Linked DNA regions of Homo sapiens: region 1 is linked to region 2. A link is a loop called in an ENCODE intact Hi-C map of the cell type or tissue named here. Cell type or tissue: MCF 10A. All regions are shown on one strand.

Region 1 (2,500 bases), 170 kb after region 2:
GAATAGCAACATGACCTGTTGAGGAGACATAATCAAATGATCCCATAAAAGTGCCTATAGAGCAGTAGTTGCATCCAGTATGTGTAAAGGAAGATTCCTATAATTCACATTATTTATTAAGCTGCAAAAATGAAATCTATGCTATTGCCATAGATAAAATTAAGCTAAATATGTTCAACAGATTCTCCTCACTAGGCACTGGCAAAAGTTTAATAATTTACCTAACCAAGCAAATAAAAGAATGAGGAGTAGAAAGTTAACACTTATGAAAACAGAAGAACTCAAAAGGATGGTGGGTAGGGGAAGCAAAACAAAACACAAAAACCGTCAATCCATGGAAAGTGCACATCAGAATGCATATGCATGTAAAATACTTGGATATTGAGAATTATGCCCATTCCTACACAAGAAATACATGATAGATCAGGAAGTGAAATACTTGTCCATAAGTTATTTTTTAAGGTGTATCATGTACAGAATGTCTCTGTGACAGAAATACTGAAATATTCACATTTTTGCTTTATCTAAAACTGTACTTAATGATCTCCATTGTTTTATAGATTTTTTTCAATATGTCCATGAATGATTATAGTTACGTGATTTTCGTATGAAGAAATAAAGTAGTGATTTGTCTAAATACCTGCAGGAGCTTTCTAGTTTCTAGTTCTACTTAACAATATCACCTTATAGAGTTTTAAAGATTATACTCTTTATCAAAGTATTTAGTCACTAGAGAAAATTATAATGGCTATCATAATACTTTTATATAGTTGTTTTAGTTAATACTCTAAAGCAAGCAAACAAACAAAAAGGCTCTATATGTCTTAAACACTGGAACCAAGAGCTCTTTAATTTACAATTTCTCAGTACCCAGCGTAGTTCTAAGTAAATACATAAATGCTGCCTGACTGAATAAGTAAATCAAAACTTTTTAAAGAATATTATGGTGTTTTCTTTACAAGACTATGCTGCATCTGGGCATTCATGTGATCGTTTGATGTTGTTTCATCAAGGTTTAAACATTCCAAATCTAACTTAAACAATACTGATAATCTAAAATTAAAGATAAAGTGCCTTTGGCTTTTTCTCCTTCTAGCTTTAGTTCAGTTCCTTCAGCATTTTGATAATCCTAAATTTTATGCTTTCAAATTAAGGCCTCTATTGTTCCCTTTCCTGCTTCTCAACTTTAACGTTAATGTGATTCATCCCATACACTTTCCTCCTTCCCTCCTTCCCTCTCTTCCTTCTTTCCTTTTCTAGTTTGATGACAAAAGTTTATAATTTCTAAATCTATTTATATTATGTCATCAAGAATAGCTAAAGATACAGTTTTATGCCATAAAATTTTTGGTCTTGGCTATATGTTCAAGTTTGCAATTCCTACAAGGCATTCAATAGTGCCCTCTAATGATGCCATTTTTAAAAACAACTGTACTACATTTCTGTTTTCTTTCAGGATGCTCATTTCTGTCCACATAGAAACTCTATCTCAAACATTAAAATGTTATAAAAACATTTTAACTTTTAAACATTTTATTGGGTAAAATCTATGAAATGTTCCTGATTATATTGTTGGATTTTTGTTATTTTTGTTCTTTGAAATTCACCGATGTCTAGCACACTCTGTAAAGACATTTAATAATAAAATTATGAATTGAAATTAGTCTCTCATAATTGTGGAAAACATTTATTTAGGTATTTAAATATTTTACATGTTTTATTGAGATAATTAGGTGGACTTTTCAAGTTTTCTATATTCCAGATATCATAAGCATGGTTTTACTAAGTATATTTTAGGAATATACCTATTCACCTCTTTGTTGCATATAAGGGTTTCTTGCTCACAAAAATGTATAATTTATCTTAATTCTGTCTTTTTACAAATAAAAGAATAATACAGTACAATTTTAAAATAATCATTTTTCAAATTTTGAGAACACTACAAAATTATCTAATACCTTCATAGATAAAAGACAGTCCTTTTGTCCAAATATGAAATAATACATTAAAATTGTTGCATGTCTGATGTCTCAATAATTAGGGATTTCTATCTTTTCTTACAAAATTCCCTAAGACAATCTGAAAACGAAATACTAATGGAAATTGAATATTATATTTGCACTTGACCAAAGCACAAGGAAGTATAGGGTAAAAATAAAATAGAATTATGAATAATTAGCTATTTGAGTCTATTAAATAAATCTATCAAGGATTAAGAACAAAAGAAAGACATTTTGAAGGTAACATCAAAATGTCTTTAATTTGGTTATTGTAGGGATAAATAGTGAGAACTACAAAACATACTTGCAAGAAAGATAAAAATTTAAGAAAAGACAACTCACCCTGGATGTGTATGAGCTACAATACATCTTAGAAAGAAAAATTTCAATACTCTGCTCTTAAACTGACAGATTCTGAATTAGTTGTAAACTCTGTGGGAAAAGCTCTTGGTGTCATCCCAGATAGATCAATGAAAACATTTCCTCCACATCCTTCACAT
Region 2 (2,500 bases):
CCTGAAATGCACTTTTATTGTGTTTGCTTTTCTTTAACAGAATATTCCACAGCCCTAGCTTAGAATAACTATGGTTCTTCTTCTTTCCCCTAGAGATACTAGACAAATGGCTCTAACAGACAGAAGCAGTTTGTTCCATGACCTAAGACCATGCTCAGATACACAGGTTACCAAAAAGGTCATACTTACACCCAGGTACAGGACTTTCAGTCATGTATGTGAATAGCAATTGGTCTCAGAATCAATAAAAGGCAAGGCTGGTGACAAAGGTGATGGAACTGGAGGATAATAACATGATGACCAGCCTTAGAACAAGTCAGCTGTTGTATATGAGAATTTCCGTTCAAATGAAGTGTTTGATTAGGTAGCCTAGTTAGACCCCAGTGGCAACCAGGATGCCAAGATATCTGTCAATAAGCATGAACATCTCCAATTTCCAAGAATACTGTGACAAAAGACACACAATGCTTGTTCAATTACTGAACTAGATAATGGTTTTAAAATTTTGAGCTAAGAAATTAAAATCTGGGAGATTTCTACTTTGTCCTTTGCTACCAACTACTATGAGGTCTTCATTGAGCATTCGAACCTCATTGTATATTGGTTTCCTAATGTGTATGATGAAAATGATGATGTTGAACAATTCCTGAGGGCCTGGCAATTAATTAGCATTTATAAAATGCTTTAAAGAGAGGTGCCTGTGAGAGCAAACTATTTAATGTAAACCAATAGAAGGCTGATGAGCACACCATCTGAATGTGAGCTCTGTATCCACTGAAATAGCTGGAACTGATAAAAGTGACAGTTGGAACTTAAAAATAAGTTTTAAAATCCTGCAATTAATCTAGAATTCTCAGGACTCACAGATAGCTAATTATCATGACTTTGCTCTTCAAAGCACATTGTAACAAGCTCTAAGTTTTATTCTGATCATTCATTTCAGTGGTTTGGCTTCTGTCCATAAAAGAAAGAGCAAAATAAAAGATCATCCAATCACTCAGCTGCAATAATCCTTGTATCCACCAACAGTGATTTAAAAATATGTATTTGAGAGAAAGTTAAGCAGGTGGAAGAAGAGAAATTGATTTGAGTGATAAACAGGTGGACCAAAAGAAAAAAAAAAATAGGAAGATGACTTCCTGTTTCAGACAGAAGGGTGGTATATAAAGGGTGGAAGAGCTGGCACCAAGCTTAGTGATTAACACACACACACAAACGTGACACACTGTGAGTCAGCAGGTTGGGTCCAAATAGCCTGAGAAAGAACATTCTGTATATACCCTGCCTCTCTTCCACATTGTCTTCAGTAAATAATTGCCTGCTGCTTTGCCACCAGGGAGAAGGGAGGCAACAACACCACCTAAAAATGAAAGCAACCTCAGAGGCGCACCATCCGCAGCCTGCAGGAGGGCAGTGCTTATGGCCACAGGCAGGTGGATTGACTGACCCTGACAGTACCCTCCTGCCTTCTTCGGCATTTCAGACATGCAGGCTCTTTTCAAAAATAGGTCTCACAGCCACATCAAAAAGTCGTTTGTGTCTTGGGAAGAGTCCCAAAAGCCATTCTTTGATCAAAGAGGATGGGGTAACCTGAAGAGTGGGTGAATAGAAATTAACTCTTTTTTTTTTTTTTTTTTTTTTTTTTTGAAAAGGAGTCTCGCTCTGTCGCCCAGGCTGGAGTGCAGTGGCGGGATCTCGGCTCACTGCAAGCTCCGCCTCCCGGGTTCACGCCATTCTCCTGCCTCAGCCTCCCAAGTAGCTGGGACTACAGGCGCCCGCCACTACGCCCGGCTAATTTTTTGTATTTTTAGTAGAGACGGGGTTTCACCGTTTTAGCCGGGATGGTCTCGATCTCCTGACCTTGTGATCCGCCCGCCTCGGCCTCCCAAAGTGCTGGGATTACAGGCGTGAGCCACCGCGCCCGGCCGAAATTAACTCTTTCAGCCTGGAGTCAGACTCCCTTCTACCACATCCATTCTTGAAAGCCAAGAGAAAACATTGATTTCCAGGGCAGCTCGGGGGCCTAAGAGAAGAAAGGTTTATAAAGAAAATGTGCAGTGTAACTGCAGGGTTTATGCACGATAAAGCAAAGATCACAAGTGGGGTTGCCCCTGCCAGGGTAACCAGAATACATAAAATAAAACAGGAATCTAGCTGGGTGCCATGGCTCATGCCTATAATCTCAACACTTTGGGAGGCCCTAGTGGGAAGATGACCTGAAGCCAGGAGTTCAACACCTGCCTAGGTAATGCAGTGAGAACCTCATCTTTAAGTTACAAAACAAGCCAGGCATAGTGGCCCACACCTGTAGCTCCAGCTATTCAGGAAGCTGAGGTGGAAGGATAGCTTGAACTCAGGAGGTCAAGGCTGCAGTGAGCCATGATTGTGCCACTGCACTCCAGCTTGGGCAACAGAGCAAGACGCTGTCTCAAAAAATTTTTTAAAAAGAAAGAATCTAAAGTAGCATGATAAATCTTATCAAAAAGATAAAAGTTATTAC

What was found. Hi-C counts contacts between places; a loop is a spot of excess contacts. Peaks named below come from ENCODE experiments on the same cell type or tissue, not always from the same donor. Only the 100,000 strongest peaks of a DNase experiment are listed, where the experiment ranks them.
Region 1: it touches region 2 in a loop (5-fold over the local background); 2 of 110 quality-filtered maps call a loop at or near these places.

The regions. Positions count from the first base shown.
Region 1 is chr10:9,426,301-9,428,800 of GRCh38, reverse strand. No RefSeq gene overlaps it. Among named protein-coding and RNA genes, the nearest start is that of LINC00709, 150 kb to the right of the region's middle. In MCF 10A, no CTCF peak of the experiment used is centred here; no DNase peak of the experiment used is centred here.
Region 2 is chr10:9,595,469-9,597,968 of GRCh38, reverse strand. All of the region lies in intron 5 of LINC02663 (long intergenic non-protein coding RNA 2663), which reads left to right. Among named protein-coding and RNA genes, the nearest start is that of LINC02663, 280 kb to the left of the region's middle. In MCF 10A, no CTCF peak of the experiment used is centred here; a DNase peak (open chromatin) is centred at 1,238.